Linked DNA regions of Homo sapiens: region 1 is linked to region 2. The links are chromatin contacts, found by Hi-C or POLR2A ChIA-PET in ENCODE. All regions are on one chromosome and are shown on one strand. The core of a region is the stretch at or near the end of the contact, and the rest is flanking DNA. Distances in the headings are between cores, read along the strand shown. Region 1 holds the start of BCL3 (BCL3 transcription coactivator). Region 2 holds the start of LIPE (lipase E, hormone sensitive type).

Region 1 (4,636 bases), core at 101-2,600, 2.3 Mb before region 2:
AATTGGGGATGGTGACGTGGCCACAGCTGTGGTAGAGGACACCCCTTCTTGAGATCAGGGATGGAGATAGGATGGAGAGAAGAGTGTGTGGTCTTCGTCATCTGCTGATCCTTGTGGGCCCTCTGTTCTTGAACTCCCAAGTTTCCAGGTCCTCGTATCTCCAATACCAGGCCTTGAGGCCTTGAGGCTTTCTGTCTGGAGACCCCTGAAATTTTCATCCTGCCTCTAAATTACCCAAAGTCTCAGAATTACCCAATCTTAGGATCCTCAGTCCCCTGATCCCTTCTGCCCACCTGATCTTGACCTCAAATAGGACCCTGATCACTTGTGGCCCCACATAACTGAGTACCCAGAAACCCGGGTCTCTGTTCTCCTGGGTCCTCAAGACCCCCTGGTATCTGGGTCCCTGGAGCTCTGGTTCATTTCCTTGGATCCTTGTGATCCCAGATATTGGGGTGCTCAGAACCCCATCTCTGTTTTCATAATGCCCATGTCTCCAGATATCTTGGTTCCTGAGATTGTGACATCCTGAGATCCTCAGTATCTGTCTCCTTAGAACCCCAGTCTCTGTTACCCTGACTCCCTTTGATTCTAATAATATCAGGATACAGGGAACCCCAGTTTCTCCAGCCCAGCTCAGCTTCCTCATAACGCTACACATCTGGCTTAAGAGCTTGTACTTTCTTGCCCCTAGGATACCAGGCTCTGTGCCCTGATTCCCTGACACCCCCATATTTGTACCACTGGGCATTGTCCCTGGCCCCCCCCCCCCCACGTCACTCAGCCCCTGGGCTTTGCCCCCCAGGGTCCCCAAATCCCCAGATCCCAAGGCACAGCTTACTGGCTCCCCGATGATCTCATATCTATATCCTTGGAACCTGGGCTTATATCCTCTTGTCCCCCAGGTCCCTGGAGAGACACCGGTTTGTGCCTCAAGCTCTGCCTCCTGGCTCTGGTGACCCTATGCTCTGTGTGGATCCCACCCGGCCCGGACCCTCGGGGGCCACTCACCGGGGTAGTAAAGCGCCTCCGGCCGGGCCAGGCCGTGGGGGGGCCCGGGGACCGCCGGCAGGTCGCAGCCGCCGCGCAGAGGGTCCAGGGGGACGACAAGGCCCGCAGCGCCGCGGGGAGCGGCGGGCTCCGGGGAGGGCGCGCGCAGCGGGCGCTTGCGGAGCGGCAGCGCGGCGCCCGGGAGTCCGGCGGCCTTGGGCCGGGTGCGCAGGTCCACGGGCCCCTCGTCCATGGCCCCCGCGGGGCATCGGGGCATGGGGCCGCCGGGGACGGCGGCCGGAGAGCGGCTGGGCTCGGCTGCACGGGAGGGTGGTTTCGCCGGGCGCCGGGACTTCCCCTGCAGCCGGCTGAACTGAAGGGACTTTTGTCGGCCGGGGCGGTGCCGGCCGCCCGCCTCCCCGCCCCCGGCCCCCCCGGGGCCACCCGTACGCCCCAGGGGTTTCCTGGACCCGCCGCTGCTCCCGCCGCTCTGAGGTGCAGCCTGCCCTGCGCCCCGCCCGCGCCGCGCCCCGCTTGCCCCCTCCCGGCCCGCGGCGCCTGGGGCAGCCAGGCCTCGGCGGGGGAGGGAGAGGAAAGGAGGGGTGGGGGGAGAGGAGGCGGGGTCGGGGGGTGGGGGGGTGTCCCCACCCCTGCTGCCAAGGGCCGCTCTCTCTGCCTCTGTTTTTGTCTTTCTGGCCCTATCTCTCAACATCTCTATCTCTGAGTCTGTAACTGTCTCTCTGGTTCTCCTGTCTGAGTAGGTGTTTCTCTCCGCAACCCCGCGTTTGTCTCTGTGTGCTCTGTTCCGTCTCTGTCTCTCTCTTTTGTCTCTTTGTGTCTGTCACCATCTCTCTGCCTCTCAGTTGCTGTCTGCTTCTCTGTCTCTCAGGAGGCCTTGGCATCTCTGGGACGGGGTTTGGAATCTCGGTTCCCACTTACTCGCTGGGTGACCTTGGCCAAACACTTCCCCTCTCTGAGCCGTTTCCTCCTTAGTGGGAGTGAAGAGACGCACCCGGGGCAGGGACTGGCACTCGGCAGGCGGCCAGGAACGATTCCTCTCCCTCCCCTCTTCCATCTCTGCCACTCCACGTGCCTCATCAGCTGTGGGTCTAAAGGGGCTGGGGGTGGGGTGAGGGTGGGGAGCGCTCCACTGATTGTGTCTCTGCACTCGTTGGGGGCCCTGCCCCCAGCCGGGGCCCGCGGGGCACCGGGGTGGGTGCTCGGAAAATCCTAGGTGCACAGAGAGAAAGAGACATGGAGACAGGCGCAGAGATCTTGAGAGAAAGAGAGATAGCAAGAGACACGGACACCAGGCCAGAGTCAGCGCGACCGAGGCCGGTGCTGCAGGAGCGGGGAGCAGTTTGGCTTCCCCCCGACTTCCCCTCCCACCTCGAGGAGGGGTTGATGGGTGGGGAACAGGCTAGGCGGGTTGGGGGCATGACTCAGGCTGGAGATGGGAGGGAGGGAGGAGGGAGGCGGGACTCTTCCCCGTCTCCTCCCCTCCTCTCCCTCTCCCCGCCCCGGGGTGGGGCCCCGAAGGTCCGGGGCTTTCCCGGATTTCCCTGGGGGCGGGGCAGCCGCTGGGGTTGAGTCCGGGTCACTGAGTCACAGGAGGCGGAGAGGGAGGCTTTGGGGACACAGGGGGCGGGGCATGGGGGCTGCACCCCGGACTTGCCCAGGGGGCACGCGGCGTCTCTCTGGTTCTCTCCCCCGGTCTCCTTCTGTCTTCGAAACTTGCCTGACCTCCCTCTGGTTGTCTCCTGCCCCGCCCTCTGTCTCTGTCTCCCCATCTCTGTTGCTGTCTCTGTGTCCCCTGGGACCTTGAAAGTGGGTATTGGGGCCCCGGGAAGGGACTTTGGCCGGACTCGGGCCCCACCCGAGTGGATCGTTAACCCAGGATGTGAGAAGTGGCTGTGTGGAGAGGCCTCACCCCTTCCCTTCCTTTCGACCTCTCTCTGGATCTCCCTTATCCCCCTTCATGGCGAAACATCCCGAGCACAGACCTGTGTTAATTCCACCTCCACCCCTTGCTCCCGGTGGGACCTCAGACAAGCCATCCCCTGCCTTGAGACTCAGTTTGTTCTTCTGGAAAATGGGACCAATGGCAACCCCTGCCTGCTGGTGTTGTGGGGGCCACAGCAAGGGAAGAGGGGAGGAATTCGGTTGGACAGGCTGGGGGCTGTGTTCCCTGCCCATCCAACCCCACCCCTGGGGACCCTCAGACACAGGAGAGGGGTGTGGAGCACTATCCCAATGCACAGAAAGGAAAGCTGAGGTTTGGAGGGGCGAGGCTTAGGGTGGGGACCCTCAGAGGTAGGGTGGGAAGGACACCCAAGCCTGTCCCACTCCTGGCATCCCAGGGCAGCTGGTGCAGTGGTTCCAACCTAGCAGGACTGTAGAGGGGAGAAGATGTGATGGGTCCGGTGGGAGCTTCGAAGGGCTGGGAGAGACGGTGCTGCTGGAAGAGAGGGTGCTGATGGTTCTCTGAGGTTGGAAGAGGGATAAAAGGGTCAGAAGGAGGAGGATCTGAAGAAGGAAGATAGGTCTGAGAGAGAAGTAGATGGTTTAGTGGGAGGAGGGGGAGAGGATCTGAAGGAGGAGGACAGGGTCTGTTGGAGGAGGTAAGGGTCTGATGGAGGAAATAAGGGTCTGAGGGTGGAGGCGAGGTTTGGAGGGAGGAGGTGAAGGTCTGAGGGAGGAGACAAGGGTCTGAAGGAGGAGATAAGAGTCTGAGGAAGGAGGCGAGGGTTTGAGAGAGGAGGTGAGGGTCTGAAGGAGGAGGTGAGGGTCTGAAGGTGGAGGTGAGGTTCGGGGGGAGGAGATGAGGGGCTAAGGGAGGAGGTGAGGGTCTGAGAGAGGAGACGAGGGTCTGAAGGAGGTGGGGGTCTGAGGGAGGAGGTGAGAGTCTGAAGGAGGAGATAAGCATGTGAGGAAGGAGGTGAGGGTTTGAGAGAGGAGGTGAGGGTCTAAAGGAGGAGGTAAGGGTCTGAAGGTGGAGGTGAGGTTTGGAGGGAGGAGGTGAGGGTCTGAGAGGAGGTGAGGCTCTGAAGGAGGAGGTGGGGGTCTGAGGGAGGAGGTGAGGGTCTGAAGGAGGAGATAAGCATCTGAGGAAGGAGGTGAGGGTTTGAGAGAATAGGTGAGGGTTTGAAGGAGGAGGTAAGGGTCTGAGGGAGGAGGTGAGGGTCTGAAGGAGGAAGTGAGGGTCTGAGTGAGGAGGTGAGGGTCTGAGGGGAGGGGAGAGTATCTGAGGGAGAGGGCACAGTCTGAGGAAGTCTGAGAAGCACTAAGTGAGGGGACGCAGCTCTGAGGGAGGAGGAGAGAGTTGGAGGGGAAAGAAGGGTCTGAGGAAAGAAGATTTGGAGAGAGTCTGAGGGTAGAGGCCAGATCTGAGGGAGAAGAAAGAGGCTCAGGGGAAAAGATCTGAGGGTCCGAGGGTGGAAGGCATGGACTAGGGGAGGAGGAGCTGGTGGGGTGGAGGGGTGGAGAGGCGTGCCTCCGGAGCCAGCAGGGACCAAGGGGAGGGAAGGGAAGGGAGGCTGGGAGGCAGCCCCGCCCTGCAGCTGTCTCTAATTTCCCAGAATCTTCTGCTCTCAGGAAAGTCCCAGCTCCCACAGCAGCCTCCCTCCAATGTCGGGAACGGAGGATG
Region 2 (4,365 bases), core at 1,288-3,787:
AAGTGCTGAGATTATAGGCACAAGCCACTATGCCCGGCCAGATTTCTTAAAGGTGCCGACTAAGGCAATACGTATAGTATAATCTCATTTTTGTTTTTAAAATAAACCATTGTATTTATATACCAGAAGGTATGGAAAAATACGTAGCAAACTATTAACAGTGGTTAGCCCTGGAAAATGTGTTGTAGAGGCTGGGGTGGGAGGAGTCCTTTTACTTTTTACTGGATTTTAAAATTTTTTTCCACTGGATGAGTCTTATTTTTATAATTTTTAAAACTCTCATAAAAATTAAATGTTGGCTGGGCACAGTGGCTCACACCTGTAATCCTAGCATTTTGGGAGGCAAAAGCGGGTGGATCACCTGAGGTCAGGAGTTCAAGACCAGCCTGGCCAACATGGTGAAACCCCATCTCTACTAAAATACAAAAATTAGCCAGGCATGATGGTGGGTGCCTGTAATCCCAGCTACTCGAGAGGCTGAGACAGGAGAATCGCTTGAATCTGGGAGACAGTGGTTGCAGTGAGCCAAGATTGCACCACTGCACTCCAGCCTGGGCAACTGAACGAGACTCCATCTCAAAAAAAAATTAAATGTGAAGGCCAGGCATGGTGGCTCATGCCTGTAATCCTAGCACTTTGGGAGGCCGAGGTGGGTGGATCACATGACGTCAGGAGTTCCAGACCAGCCTGGCCAAAATGGTGAAACCCTGTCTCTACTAAAATACAAAAATTAGCCAGCCATGGTGGCAGGCACCTGTAATCCCAGCTACTTGGGAGGCTGAGGCAGGAGAATCACTTGAACCCGGGAGGCAGAGGTTGCAGTGAGTTGAGATCCTGCCACTGCACTCCAGCCTGGGCAATAGAGCAAGACTCCGTCTCCAAAAAAAAAAGAAATGTTAAAAATGGTTTTAACACTAGCCTCTCCCCTTTATTTGCACCCTAGGACACCAAAGGCACCACAGAAAGCCAAACAAGCATTCCAGAGCCTGCCAGCAATTTCTCAAACAATGTCAGCTAAGAAGCTTTGCTCTGCCTTTGTAGGAGCTCTGAGCGCCCACTCTTCCAATTAAACATTCTCAGCCAAGAAGACAGTGAGCACACCTACCAGACACTCTTCTTCTCCCACCTCACTCTCCCACTGTACCCACCCCTAAATCATTCCAGTGCTCTCAAAAAGCATGTTTTTCAAGATCATTTTGTTTGTTGCTCTCTCTAGTGTCTTCTTCTCTCGTCAGTCTTAGCCTGTGCCCTCCCCTTACCCAGGCTTAGGCTTAATTACCTGAAAGATTCCAGGAAACTGTAGCTTCCTAGCTAGTGTCATTTAACCTTAAATGCAATCAGGAAAGTAGCAAACAGAAGTCAATAAATATTTTTAAATGTCACAGATCAAAATTGTTTCCTTCAAATGGGGTCTGCCAATTCACAACCAGATGACCCATTTTACCCTATTCACTGCAGACTGAATCCAGATTCTACACATACTTATCCCCACCAAGACCCTCACTCTGTCTCCATTGGCCTACTTGTTCATCTTTCACTCATTCGACAAATCTTTCTGAGGTAAGAGCGAGGTGGGACAAAAAAAAAAAAGCATACCAATGAACCAGACACGGTCTTATTAAAGATAATATAGGTTTAAAAAAAAAACTTGGCACAGTTTCTTAGCACTTAGGCAGCCTTTGGTATTTATGACTACTATCATCACCATTACCACCATCATTATCAGTCATTGTCATCAGTGGTCACTGTCTTCTGTGAGTTTCCAATCTAGTACAGGATCATAGTTCAGGGCTAGAGAGATGGCATGGAGTATCTCAAATGCCATTCAGAAGGGCCTCAAGCTATAAAAGTGGGAAGGCATGACATTAGTTTTTAACATGAGAGTTAAATGATCAGAATGACAATATAAGGAAATTAAACTAGCAACCTGGCTGGGCGTGGTGGCTCACACCTGTAAACCCAGCACTTTGGGAGGCCCGGGGGCGGGGGGTGGGGGTGGATCACTTAAGGTCAGGAGTTTGAGACCAGCCTGGCCAACATGGCAAAACCCCATCTCTACTAAAAATATAAAAATTAGCCGGGCGTGGCAGTGCACGCCTGTAGTCCCAGCTACTTGGGAGGCTGAGGCAGGAGAGTCGCTTGAACCCAGGAGGTGGAGGCTTCAGTGAGCCAAAATGGTACCACTGCACTCCAGCCTGGGCAACAGAGAAAGACTTGTCTCAATAAGTAAATAAATAAATAATCTGGCAACCATTTGTAGGAATGAACAAAGAGGGAAATAATTATTACAACAACTACAGAGACTGCCCCCTGAATGACGCTTTCCTCAGACATTAGAAGGAAAGAGAAAAAAGGAACACTCATCCAGCATCTGGCTTCTGTCATCCCAGATGACACGGAGGCCTAAATTGGGATGCTTGCCTTATGAGAAGAAACATTTTAACGGAGTGGTGGGTGGGGTGGGGCCCTATTTATGACACAAGAGAGCAAGCCCCTCCCTTCTTGTAAGAGAGTGCTAGGCACATAGCCTCCTCCTATTCCTAATCCTCCCACCAAAGAAAGAGGCACAGAGTTCATTACTTAGTGGGGGCCAGCTGTGATCGGCCAACTGCCAGCTGCCTTAAAAAGGAAGACCAGTGATGCTAGGATGGAGTGAAACCCAAGAGGAAGTGCCATCATGAGGAATCAATGAGAGATCTGTGAAGAGAGAGGGCTGGGTGGGAGCCCAGAAGGATAGAACCTGGAAGATCAATATCTCCCGTGAGGGAAATAACAATGGAGCCAGGTTCTAAGTCAGTGTCTAGGTCAGACTGGCAACCTGAACCACACCAGAGGCCTATAACCCCGCTAGAGCCTGGGCCAGAAAAGACACCCATAGCCCAGCCAGAATCGAAGACTCTGCAGGGATCCAATACCCAACAGAAGCCTGCTTCAAACCAAAGACCCCTCACCCAGCAGGAGACCCCTGCACAACATGATGCTGAATCCCAGAAGGAACCTAGAGCCCAACAAAAATCTGCTTCACAAGAGGAATTTCTTGCCCCACAGAAGCCCGCACCACAGCAATCACCTTACATCCAAAGGGTGCTGCTCACTCAACAGGAAGCTGCCTCCCAGCAGGGACCTGGGCTAGGAAAAGAATCTATAACTCAACAGGAGCCAGCATTGAGACAAAGACATGTAGCCCAGCCAGGGCCTGGGCCAGGAGAGCCACCTCCAGCTCAACAAGAAGCTGAATCAACACCTGCGGCCCAGGCTAAACCTGGAGCCAAAAGGGAGCCATCTGCCCCGACTGAATCTACGTCCCAAGAGACACCTGAACAGTCAGACAAGCAAACAACGCCAGTCCAGGGAGCCAAATCCAAGCAGGGATCTTTGACAGAGCTGGGATTTCTAACAAAACTTCAGGAACTATCCATACAGCGATCAGCCCTAGAGTGGAAGGCACTTTCTGAGTGGGTCACAGATTCTGAGTCAGAATCAGATGTGGGATCATCTTCAGACACAGATTCTCCAGCCACGATGGGTGGAATGGTGGCCCAGGGAGTGAAGCTAGGCTTCAAAGGAAAATCTGGTTATAAAGTGATGTCAGGATACAGTGGGACGTCGCCACATGAGAAAACCAGTGCTCGGAATCACAGACACTACCAGGATACAGGTGAGTGTGAATCTGGAGGAATTGAAGCCTCTCAGGGACAGTCATTCATTTACTTAAAAAATACTAAAAACTTACGGTGTATCAGGTTAGCTCTGGTCATCCTTCAACAATCCTGAGATAAAGATCAACATCCCCATTATTAAAAAAAAAAAAAAAAAAAAAAAAGGCTGGGCGCAGTGGCTCACACCTGTAATCCCAGCACTTTGGGAGGCCGAGGCAGATGGATTGCTTGAGGCCAGGAGTTCAAGACCAGCCTAGCCAAGATGGTGAAACACCGTCTCTACTAAAAATACAAAAATTAGCCAGGCGTGGTGGCAGGTGCCTGTAATCCCAGCTACTCGGGAGGCTGAGGCAGAGAAACACTTGAACCCGGGAGGCAAAGGTTGCAATGAGCTGAGATCGTGCCACTGCACTCCAGCCTGGGTGACAGAGTAAGACTCCATCTCAAAAAAAGAAAAAAACAAAGTCTCACTCTGTCGCCCAGGCTGGGGTGCACTGGTATGATCATGGCTCACTGCAGCCTCAAACTCCTGGGCTCAAGCGATCCTCATACCTCAGCCTCCGGAGTAGGTGGGACTACAAGTGCACCACCATGCCCCGCTAATTTTTACATTTTCCGTAGAGACGTGGCCTCGCTATGTTGCCCAGGCTGGTCTCGAACTCCTGGCCCCAAGCAAGCCTCCCACCTCAGCTTCCCAAAGTGCTGA

The links. A loop is a pair of places that touch in the nucleus more often than their neighbours do. ChIA-PET counts read pairs that join two places held with the same protein, here RNA polymerase II (POLR2A). Pooled maps may share reads with other maps.
Region 1: a loop to region 2 is called in a map with no recorded cell type, with 5 times the contacts of the local background. The contact joins the promoter of BCL3 here to the promoter of LIPE in region 2. A Hi-C loop is called at or near these places in 1 of 37 single-sample maps with no recorded cell type and 6 of 50 pooled maps. POLR2A ChIA-PET finds 5 or more read pairs at or near these places in 1 of 52 experiments (H1).

What each region holds. Positions count from the first base shown.
Region 1 is chr19:44,745,422-44,750,057 of GRCh38, reverse strand. BCL3 (BCL3 transcription coactivator) reads right to left here and starts at 1,350. Exons shown (of 9, transcript NM_005178.5): 1 at 1,012-1,350. The coding sequence starts at 1,267. RefSeq lists silencers at 1,112-1,701, 2,112-2,241, 2,302-2,781.
Region 2 is chr19:42,425,560-42,429,924 of GRCh38, reverse strand. LIPE (lipase E, hormone sensitive type) reads left to right here and starts at 2,537. Exons shown (of 10, transcript NM_005357.4): 1 at 2,537-3,658. The coding sequence starts at 2,776. CXCL17 (C-X-C motif chemokine ligand 17) reads left to right here. Exons shown (of 4, transcript NM_198477.3): 4 at 944-1,647. The coding sequence ends at 1,041. The region is part of intron 1 of LIPE-AS1 (LIPE antisense RNA 1); the gene reads right to left.